Linked DNA regions of Homo sapiens: region 2 is linked to region 1. Evidence: chromatin loops called from intact Hi-C (ENCODE). Cell type or tissue: breast epithelium. All regions are shown on one strand. Each heading gives the region's core, and the rest is flanking DNA. Links, peaks and the distances in the headings are about the cores only.

Region 1 (5,831 bases), core at 380-5,379:
CCCAGGTGTCCATGGAAAGAGCTGGTCTCTCTGGGTCCCTCTGCAGAGATCCTGCATTTTTCCCTTTTGTAGCCAGCCTGCTGTGACTTTGCTTATGTTAAATGCCAATTTCAACAGCATGTTTTCATGCCTGCTGGTGCCCACTGTAAATCTGTGACATCTACATGATGATGATGCCCCTTATCATCCAGAGGGGAAGTCAGGGGCAAACTTGAATATGCTCTTTGGAGCCAATGAACCAGCTGATGGAGCTCAGAGCTAAAATGAGAGCCTCAGGATTTGATCCCAGAGAAGAAAGGCTGCCACTGACTGCTTTCTGAGAAGAAGCTGGAGATGATAGAGAGGAGGTTACCCCAGCAAACAGAATGTTCCCCCAGAGGAAAGATGGTGCAGTTTTCTTGCTTACAGCTAGCTAAGCTGAACACTTTCCCCCTAGAAGAACACGGGGACCCAGGAATGACATGCACTGAATGTGACTTGAGGAAAAGAGAAGGCAAGGCAATGGTCTGGACAATCTTGGGATGTGCCCATCCTGTCTGCTCAGGGAAGGGCAGAGATGGGAGGACCTCAAAGGCCTTGAGGAGCAGCCCTTGCAGGCCACAGCTCTAGGAGCTCTCAGCAACAGGATTCTGCAGGACAGAGCAGTCAGCACCCTCCTCTCACCGCCACACTGCCTTCCCTGTCTCACTTGCTCCTTGAGAACAACTCCTCACCGAGGATCTATGTGGGGGTGAAACTGCAGCCTTAACCCAAACCCTGCAAACAAGCATGAGAAGTCTTTCCATTTACTACTAATTGCCATTCTGAATACCAGCCCTCTGCCCTATGGGCAGTTACTGAACAGCCTGCCCCTTTCTTTGCCCTTGTGGTAGGACTGGGTTGTCTTGTTTTCTCCCCGTATCCACTAACCCCAGCCAGAATCTTGATTCTCAGATTGTGCCCACTTGCCTTACTTTCCACATGGGCCTCTAGGCCACAGGAAGTCTGGCTCCTCACCTTTGTACACAGGAGGGCGAACAGATAATTGCCCCGTTGCTTGCCCCCAGCTGCAGGGAGGTGGCCCAGGCTGAAGACCCATCTCAGTTCAGAATGTTCCAGTGTCTCCTGTCTCATTTCCAGTAAAACGAAGTCCTTTCTGTGACTGCAAAGAGGCTCCACAAAACCTGTTCTGGAGCCTATTCTCTGACTTCATCTCCTATGTATTCATTTCCTGTTGCTGCTGTAACAAATTACCATGAACATGGTGGCTTCAAACAACAACACAAACTCATTATCGTACAGTTCTGTGGGTTGGAAATGCAACATGAGTCCCCATGGGCTAAAATCACAGTTTCAGCAATCAGGGCCACATTCCTTTTTGTAGGCTGTTAGGGAAAAGCTATTTCTTGCCTCTTCCAGCTTCCAGAGACCACCACACTTTCTCCATCTTCAAAGCCAGCAATGTTGCATCTTTCTGATCCTCCTTCCATGGTAATGTTTCCCCTGGGCCACAGTGGGAAAGGTTCTCTGCTTTTAAGAACACCCACCATTACACTGTCCTCACCAGAATGATCCAGCATAATCCCCTTGCCTCGAGGTCCCTAACAGAATCACATTTGCACAGTCTCTTTTGCCATATAAGGTAACATATTTATAGGTTCTGGAGAGGAGGATGTGGACATCTTTGGCGGACGTTATTCTGTCTACCATTCACCTGACCAGCCTGCCTCACTGAGCCATTACCAATCAAGCCATGCATACGCTCACCTCAGGGCCTGATCTTTTGTTCCCTCTGCTTGGAACACACCAGATACCCCAGATCCTCAGAGACTTGGATGTCTTGCTGTCACACTTCCTTCTGCTTGAATGTCACCTGATTAGAGAGGTCTTCCCTAACTCCCACCCTCTCCCATCACAGTGTATACTCCCTTCTCTGTTTTACTTTTCTTCATTGCATTTATCACTACCTGACATATTTGTTAATATTCCTCTGCAAATCCCCCCTACCAATACAGGGATTTTGTCTACTGTGTTCATTGCCCTATCCCCAGCATCTAAAACAGTAGCTGCCATGTAAGAAGTTCTCAGTAAATATTTATAGAAAGGAGGGACGGATCATGCATCAGGGACCTCTGCAGAGTTCTTATGTGAAGGACCAGGCTCAGCATGTAGAACGGTAAAGGAAACTGGCTTAAGCTTTAGCAGGAGGACTTCAGGATGGGAATGGGGAATCATGTTCTGATGCTAGGAGTCCTGATTGAGGAAGTCTTCTCTGGGGACGTATGGGTTAAGTACCTCTCATTTATTTGGACTGGTTGAAGGATGAGCAGGTCATTATCCACATTCCATTATTGGCAGATGTACATCCTTTCTATTATTGGAAATCCTCAATAAACTCACCTGAGTTACATCAAGACAAAATCCACTTTCCATTTGACTCATCAGAAACCTCTGCACTGTACTCCGTGAATGTACATGCTGCTGCAGCTGCTATTTGTGCCTGTAGGAGGGAAGGTGGCGTTGGCAGAATTAAAATGCCATCCCACATAGTGGACACTTAGCAATCATAAGTTTACCTTAATTGAAACTCAGAGTGATAGACTGGCACTCTTATACTGCCCTACTTTGGGAACACTTTGACCTACTTAGAGGTAAACGTTTTTGGAAGTAGATAAAACCTGGAGTGGTTTGTTTTTAGCAATTCCAGCTGCAGCCATCTTTCACTTTGATAAATAGCTCATCTGCCCCTGAGCTCAGGCCAGCTCAGGCGGCTGCTCAGTACAGATATCCAGGAACCTGTCCTTGTTGCCAGCAGTTCTTCCTCTCTGTCCTCACAGAAGAGGAATGTTGGCCATTCTGGGGAGACATCTGTGTCCTCTCAGTATGGCCTGAACCACCCCCCTACCTTGAACCTGGTTCAGACAAGACAGTGATCAGTAATACTTCCTGGAAAAAAAAAAAAGAGGGTGGCTGCAGGCTGAGCTGGGGCCTCTCTTAAGGATAAGTGAGACAGCTAGAAAGAGGCAAACAGGTGTCAATTGGGCAAGTACAGAGGAACACATTTAAAGGTCAGTAGGTGAAGACATATGGACTGAGCTCAGTAATGGTTCAGTCATTAGAGTCCAGGAGCTGTCTGTCACCAAGTGGATGATGGTACCCACAGGGCCAGCAGTGGTGCAGTGGTTAGACCACACTAAACAGAGATAAGAAGGAGAAGAGATTACTATGCGTGATTCTGGCAAGCACACTTTTTCTGTACACCTTACTGTTAAAATAACGCATATTACCTGGGAATGGTTACCCACACAGATATTATACACTTTTGAAAAAAAACATATTTGGGCTGGACACAGTGGGTCATGCCTGTAGTCTCAGCACTTTGGGAGGCTGAGGTAGGATGATTGCTTGAGGCCAAGAGTTCAAGACCAGCCTGGGCAATGTAGTGAGACCCCATCTCTATAGGCAGGTGTGGTGATGCATGCCTGTAGTCCCAGCTACTTGAGAGACTGAGGTGGGAGCCCATGATTTTGAGGTTACAGTGAGCTCTGATTATGCCACTGCACTTCAGCCTGGATGACAGAGCAAGACCCTACCTCCAAAACAAAACAAACAAACAAACAAACAAACAAAACCCCCCACCATATTTGGAGTTCAAATTAAATATAGAAGCAATGTACACATTGTACCTCCTCTCTCTAATTGAAGTGTTTCTGGTTACTGATGACTATTGTCTCAATTCCTCTTTTTCACATAAAGAAGAAACCCCAACCTTATGTCCAGTACTATTCTGTTTCCATTTCTTTTTTCTTCCACAGAAAATTAAACCAACTTCTGCTAGAATTCACCCTGTTCTTCTTTGTCTTTTCTCATGGAACAGGCCTTATTTAATTTACATTTTCCTTATAAACTCCCATGTATAGGTTAGCTTAGTGACTTACAAATAGTAAATATTCCAAGACCAATTATTTGTTGAATAAATGATTAGTACTTGGAAAGAATCTTAGATGTTTAGGCCACAGCCACAAATGGAGGCCAGGGCTTGGTAATTTGGGAATATTGATTAGCCATCCCGATATCAGCAATCAGGCAGTTCATAGATCAGAAATCTACACAGGGAAGATGAGAATTAAGGAACCTGCAGTTAGCAACCAGGGAGCATGGCAGGCAGTGGAAGAATGGGTCAAGGGACCGATTGTCAGAGTTTGAGAAAGTAAAACCATTTGTGTTCAAGTGTTTCCTAAACTCTACAATGCAGGAACTCATCCACAGTGTGAGTGGCCTTGGGCCCTAAAGTCCGTGGTTCTCAGCCATGACTTCACATTGAAATCCTCTGCAGAGCTTTTTAAAACCCATAGATTGGCCGGGCTTGGTGACGCTTGCCTGTAGTCCCAGGTACTCGGGAGGCTGAGGCAGGAGAATCACTTGAACCTGGGAGGTGGAGATTGCAGTGAGCCAAGATGTGCCCCTGCACTCCAGCCTGGGTGACAGAGTGAAACTCCATTTAAAAAAAAAAAAAAACCTATAGAATCCAAATATGGGGGTGAGTGCTACAGGTGAGAATCACCCCTGTGGGGAAAGGAGAGCAAGGGAATGGTTGGAGTGGAGTTAAGGAGATCAGGGCCTGGCCTCTGCACTCACCAGGAACCATGATCACGGCTCACCAAGCCTATGCTCTATAAAAGGTCACAGTAAGAAGGGTCTCCTATGAATCTCTAGGCCTGAATTGGGGCATGGTTGCTGTTCCTTCTTTCTCTATCCTGAGCTTTAAGAAATGTGGGGAAATGATTGTGATTTAGTAAAATTCTTTTCCTGTCCATCTGAAGAGAATAACCCTAAAGGAAAAAAAAATGGCATATGTCTGTTAGTGTAAGAGACAGGTACCTGAGGTCATGGTCCAGTGTTACTGAAGACTGTGGTTAATGTGGAGGGAGAGGCAGTCACACTGGTGCCTGATGTCAGGCCTGACATTGTGGTACACCTGGCCTACTACATCTGCAGGCTGATACCAGAAATTCTTTGGGGTTCACTGTTGTTGGAAATGAGGGTGGGACATAAAGTGGTCACGTAGGTAGGCAGAAAGCCTTATTCATGTAAAATGGACTTAGGCTGCAGGTATCACTGAAGACAAAGTCTGCCAAAAATATAAATGAGACTCAGCCATCTAGTTGAAAAGTAAGACTACTTTAAATATATTGCTTATAGCTCAGGAGCTTTTAGCCTGAACTTTGGGAGTGGGTGGGTAGGTATGTGAAAACCCTGAAATAATAGACATTCAACTGGCTTACACAAAAAGGAATGTATAAGCGAGGGGCGGGCACAAGTAAGGTCCAGGAATAAAGCTTTAGGAAGAAGCCTCTCTAGCTATTCAAATGATATCATGGGAAACCTACCTCTCTCTCTCATCTTTTCCCTGTATTGGCTTCATTCTCGGAGAGCTTCTTCCCACATTGTTATAGCAAAATACCCCCAGCTGCTTTAGGCTAACATTCCATCAACTTAGAAATCTTGTTGAAAGGGATGGCTGTTTTCTCAGATGTTCTTGCTAAGATCACAAGGTTTATGCTCATTGCATAAACTCGAGTCATGTGCTAAATCTGAACCAATCCCTGTGGCTGCCTGGCCACACCCAGGTCATGGGCTTATCTTTGGAGTAGAGGGTGGACAAGGGGAAGATGTCAGCCACACCCAGAAACATGGTCTCCAAAGGGAGGAAGGCTGGTTCCTCAAAGACAAGTCAAGGTGCTGTTACAAAAAGAAGAGGGCACAAATGCCAAATGGGCAAGGACAATGTCCGAATCTCGAGTAGGTCTCCATGTGTTTCTGTACCAACAACATCAGCATCACCTGGGAAC
Region 2 (5,831 bases), core at 581-5,580, 1.2 Mb before region 1:
TGTTGAAGCCCTGTCCAGGGCTTGTGAGGGGAGGAGGGCTCACTGGCCAGCAAGCAGTTATCTCCCTCACTGCCCCATTACGGACCCCAGGAAGAGGAATGAGGAGAGAGGGTGGGAGTGTATTTGTGTGTGTGTATGCATGAGTGTGAGTGTATTTGGCGATGAAGACTTGAGGGAGGTAATTAGGCTTAAATGACGTCATAAGATTGGGACCCTCATCTCACAGGAAAAAGAGTAGGCTCCAGAGATATCTCTCGCTTTGTGAGAACACAGAGAAAAGACCCAGCGAAAGGCAGCCATCTGCAACCCAAAGGGAGAATCCTCATCCGACCCCAATCCTCTGGCACCTTGATCCTGACTTCCAGCCTCCAGAACTGTGAGAAAATACATTTCTGTTGTTTATGCCCCCAATCTCTGGTAAATGTTACAGCAGCCTGAGCAGACGAATAGCTCCTTCCCCCGAGAGAGCTGAGAGCCAAAGGTGCATTGCAGTTCCATCTGTCCCCACAGCAGATCTGTCTAGCTCAAGAGCCCCTGATTTCTTGGCATCCCCAAGGTACCAGGTTCCCCCCTACCCCACCACCACCATGTGATCCAGGGCAGGAGGCATGAAAAGGCCACAGGTGGCTCTGCATCTTCAGGAAGTCAGTGAGAGGCTCCCACCTTCTCTCCTCATTCCTCTTCCTGGGCTCCCTAATGGGGCAGTGAGGGAGATAACGGCCCGCTGGCCAGTGAGCCCTCTTCCCCTCACAAGCCCTGGACAGACAGGTCCCCAGAGAGAACATTACCTTAAGCCCTTGCCCCCAGAACTCTGTAACTGAACAGATATTTGCACAGGCCAGTCATTGTCCTTCTCTCATTCAGGGACAAGTCCTTACTAAATGTCCACTTTGCTGAATGCTAGAGATGGATGTGTCACTCCTGGCATTGAAGTGGCCAGAAATCTACAAATAGAGGAAGTAACATGGAAAAGACATGAGCCATGGGACAGTATCTCAAGTCAGAAGATGGCAGGTCTAAATCCGATCCATTCAGATGGGTCTAAATCAGCCATGGAATAGCCATGTGACCCTGGGTGGTCACCTCACCTCTCTGGGCCTCCATTTTTTCCTCTGAAAATGAAAGGGCTGGAGATGATGGTTATACTTCTTTCCAGCCCTGACATTCTAGAATTTTATGAAATAGAACTCCGAAAATGATATAAATGAAGGCTCGTAAGGTAAGATGGCCTGGGATGCCTGCAATGTGCTGGAGGAAAATGCAGAGTGGGTGGCCTTCCAACAGAGCGAGACTCTGGACCAGCCATGACTACCAACAATTCTGCAGTCAAGGAAACTGCCATTCACAGTAATCAGAGTGGGCTCATTTCCCTGGTGAACCCAGCCACTGTGCCCCATCAGCAGGTCTAAGTTACAGAGCACTCAGATCCCAGGAGGTGAGACCCACACTGATCACTGGTTCCTGGAAAGGCCAGTGGCACATGTTCACTAACAGATCCCACCTTACCACCTGGTCCATGTTCCCACCATCCCTGGCATGAGGGCTAATTTTACATGTGAACTTGACTAGGCTAAGGGATGCCCACATAGCTGTAAAACATTATATCTGGGTGTATCTGCAAGGGTACATCCAGAAGAGATTAGCATTGGAATCAGCCAACTGAGTAAAGAAAATCGCTGCCTTAGTACATTTTGTGTTGCTATAACAGAATACCTGAGACTGGGTAATTTAGAAAGAAAAGAGGTATATTTAGCTCATGCTTCTGCAGGCTGAAAAGTTCAAGAAGCATAGCACCAGCATCTGCTCTGCTTCTGCAGAAGGCTTTTCATGCTGTGTCACAACATGGCAAAGATCAAAGGGGAAGCAGATACGTGTGAAGGAACAAAACCTATGGGCGCCCTGGCTTTACAACAACTCACTCTCCCAGGAACGAATCCAGCCTCAGCAGAGTGAGAACTCACTCACTACCAGAAGAACAGCACCAAGTCATTCCTGAGGGATCTGACCCCATGACCCACACACCTTCCACTAGGCCCCACCTTCCAACACCACCACATCGGAGATCAAATTTCAACGTGAGTTTCGGTGGAAACAAACTCAAACCATAGCAATCGCCCTCACCAAATTCAGGTGGGCGTTATCAAATCCACTGAAGGCTTGAATAGAGCAAAAAGGTAGAGGAGGGGAGAATTCACTCTCTTCTTGAGCTGAGACATCCATCTTCCCCTGCCCTTGGAAAGCGGGCTCCTGGTTCTCAGGCCTCTGACTTAGGCTGGGACTTACAACATTGTCTCTCCTGGGTTTCAGGCCTTCAGGCTTGGACTGAAACCACGTCACTGGCTTTTCTGGTCCTCCAGCTTACAGACAACAGCTCATGGGTCTTCTCAGTCTCCGTAACGGCATGAGCCAATCCCCCACAGTAAATCTTTCTATATGTCTATATAAATCCTAAGGGTTCTGTTTCTCCAGGGAACGCTGATAGTGCAGCCGGTGCCCGAGAGAGCACCGCATCCCCTCCCCTCATCATGATTCCAGGCCCTCCATGCATCTGACGAGCACACAGTCAGGTGGCACTCAAGGCCCTCCCCTCCACGCGCCCCCACAGGCCAGGGAAGTGCCGTCCGCCCACCCACTTCTCTTTGAATGGCAGCACTATTCCATCACTCTGGCTCATCTTCCACGCCTCCTCTTCCTCGCTTGCCAAATCCTGTCACTTTTCCAACAGAAATGTCTCTCCCTTCACCGTTTCCTTCCTACTCCCACCTCAGGCCCCATACCCACGTTGCCAGACTTGCATCAGCCTCCTCAATCCTGTAAATGCTCCCTGTCCAACCGACCGTGCACTCCTGCCTGCAGACCTCAGTGGATCCCCTTTTACACTTCGGTTCTGTAGATACTCCTCACCCCAGCATGTGAGGGCAACCATGATGTGTCACATTCCAGCCTCAACTCCTGCCTGCTCCAGGGAGGACCCTGTGCTTGGGTCACCGGGGAAGACTCTGTGTACCCGGACATACGTGGCACATTCCAGCTTCCAATCCTTTGCTTCCACTGCTCCCCCTGCCAGCGAGGCTCTTGCTGCGCGGCCCCTCTCAAAAGTGACCTCCTTCATGAAACCTTCCCTGGGCTCTCCCCCATCCAGCTCTCCCCAGCTGCTGCTCAGCTCCCCTCCTCCTCCGAGTCGCTCTTCCCACTCCGACTCTCACCTTGCACTTCCCCCGTGCTCATTTTATTCTACCTTGTATTATTTGCGCAGTTGTTGTAGACACCCCCCCACCCCTCCACCCAGCACAAATGATGAGCTCCCTGTGGGTGAAGCCTGCACCATCCTCATCACTGTATCCCTGGGCTATACATACAGAGATGCTCAAGACATATCTGTTTCCTCAAATGAAACTGAACAAACCGTTCTTTAGAGGGAGCAGGCGGGGCAGACTGCCAAGGTGCGCTGCGGAGGGCCTTGGCACTGGCTGCTACATCAGAAGCTGGCATCACCCACCCTGGGGACAGGTCTCCTCTGTCCAGCAGAGCTTGATTGTAAGTTTATGAGTCATGGTCATGAGGCCACAGCAGCTTAATGAAGGACATTCTCTATCCACACTCACATGCATGCACAGACACACAGATACACCCTAGATAGGCATATCATTTCCCGCTTAGAGATCACAGTTAAGCCTCCAGGAGATGGCGAGAAGACGGGTAGAGATGCTCAGGCCAAAACCCTGCTTTGGGTTGTCCTCTCCAGAGATTTGTTACCTCCTTTCTCCTTTTCCTCCTGCCTGGAGCAGGTAGGAAGTGCGCTAAGAAAGAGGTGAGAGGCAGGAAGGTAGGGTGGGAGGTGAGGGGTGAGTGATCTGTGCCCCAGGCCCTACAGATGGCCGCATCTCCATTCTCCTACACGGCCAAGAGCCTGGACCATCTGAGACAGATGCCAGAGGCTTGAGGCCAGCCAAAGCCTCGCCACCCCGGTCTGCTCAGTTCTGACACTGTTTGTCCCTGGGGGGTAACAAGCAGCTCAGGGCAGCGGTGAGGGGCAGTGGCCACACCATACCCCCTTCAGATCCTGCACTAGTCTGCTAGGGCTACTGCAGCAAAATTCCCCAACTCAGTGGCATAAACAACGGAAATCTATTGTCTCACAGTTCTGAAGGCCAGAAGTCCAAAATCAAAACGTTGGCAGAGTTGGTTCCTTCTGAGGGCTGTTTCCCCAGAAGGAAAAATCTGTTCCCTGCCTCTCTCCTGGCTTGTGGTAGCCTCAGGTGTTCCTTGGCTTGTAGATGGTGTTCTCTCCCTGTCTTCAGGTCATCTTGCCTCTGCGTATGTCTGTCTCTGTGTCCAAATTTCCCCTTTTTATAAGGACACCAGTCACACTGGATTAGGGCCCACCCTGATGACATCTTAACATTGTCATTTGCAAAGACCCTATTTTCAAATAAGTCATAGGTACTGTGGGTTGGGATTTCAATATCCTTTTTGGGAGACAGTTTAACATATAACAGACCCCAAGGATGGGAATCACTCCAGGTGCTTATTGTTCTGTTGAAAGAATGACTATAAAAGAGTAAATCTTCGTAGGGTTTACCAGGTGCTACACACTATTATAAGCATGTTTACCAGCACTGAGAAGTAGGTTACTTTTATTATCTCCACTTCCTACTGAGAAAGCAGAGACCCAGACAGGTTAGGTAACTGCCTCAAGGTTGTACAGTACATGAATGACAAACCCAGGATTCAAACTCAGGTGGTCTTTAGCCACTACAGTACAATAATCACGTCATACTGTTAGCACTTGTGCCGGTTCTGAGCAGCACAGACATTATCTCATCATGACACCTAGTCCTAAATCTAGTACCTGGGTGTGGTCCACTATGACCATCAGATTGAGCCATGGGGAGTTCTCACAGGGCAATTGCTCCCTGTACCCTGGCTCACATTGTCACCCAAGGGTGGGTGGTAGGCAATGACTGGGTGGGAGGAGTTCTGAGTGGGCAAGTAAAGAGTAAAGGGCATGGGGGCACAGGACAGATGGAGCCCACTGCCTTCCTTTTTGAGAGCTCCCCCACTGGCCTCCCAGGCAGGCACAAGACCACATTATATCAAACCCACTGCTATGCTATAGTGGAAAGGATTTATTGATATGTCCTGTTGGCTTTTTATTCAATGGGGGAGGACTGTGGGAGAGAGAGTTGAGCATGAAAAGCCTGAAACTCACTGTGTTCAAGCGCCACAGCCATCCCTGGTGTGCTAACCACAGCCCTGGCCTGGAGCCAGCCCCTCAACTCACGGCCTTCTCCGTAAATGTGTGTGCATGTTGGTGTGCTGTTGTTGTTATTGTCACTGTTGTAATAATCACATTACCCGGTGTTTCTCCCCTGGCCACTCCAGGGACAGCACAGACATTAGCTCATAATAATGCAGTCTTTACTAGGAAGCAAAAAACTGTGCAGGCACTGGGACTGTCAGCTTCCTCCTGGGCAGAGGGGCACTTGAAGGGTTCTGCTCAGCTCCTAATGCTGCCAGGCTTTCTCCCCTTTCTCTCGGCAAAGTGGCACCAAAGCTGAGTCTAGATTTGGATGAGCAGTTAAAGCAGCCAGAAGCTAAAATGAACAAGATCTTGAAAAACTGAGGGTAGGCACAGTGGCCAGAGGAGCTAGTCATTTAGTAGACGTACCTCCTCTCGGGCTGCCCACGGAAGTCCCATGGGCAGGGTGGTAGGTTAGGGTGTTTTATACAGATTAGTAAACAAATTCTCACAACAGCCCTGTGGAGTGGATAGCAATAGCTCCAAGTGCTAGATGGAGACACTGAGGGTCAGACAGTTGCCATCACTT

The links. A loop is a pair of places that touch in the nucleus more often than their neighbours do. Peaks named below come from ENCODE experiments on the same cell type or tissue, not always from the same donor. Only the 100,000 strongest peaks of a DNase experiment are listed, where the experiment ranks them.
Region 2: it touches region 1 in a loop (17-fold over the local background); 1 of 110 quality-filtered maps calls a loop at or near these places.

The regions. Positions count from the first base shown.
Region 1 is chr3:124,574,285-124,580,115 of GRCh38, forward strand. The region is part of intron 34 of KALRN (kalirin RhoGEF kinase); the gene reads left to right. It overlaps LOC105374076 (a long non-coding RNA gene), which reads right to left. Exons shown (of 4, transcript XR_001740872.2): 2 at 2,380-2,479. Among named protein-coding and RNA genes, the nearest start is that of UMPS, 150 kb to the right of the region's middle. RefSeq lists an enhancer at 3,415-3,704. In breast epithelium, for the core only: no CTCF peak of the experiment used is centred there; no DNase peak of the experiment used is centred there.
Region 2 is chr3:123,416,660-123,422,490 of GRCh38, forward strand. All of the region lies in intron 1 of ADCY5 (adenylate cyclase 5), which reads right to left. Among named protein-coding and RNA genes, the nearest start is that of ADCY5, 30 kb to the right of the region's middle. In breast epithelium, for the core only: no CTCF peak of the experiment used is centred there; a DNase peak (open chromatin) is centred at 3,497; H3K27ac peaks cover 984 bases.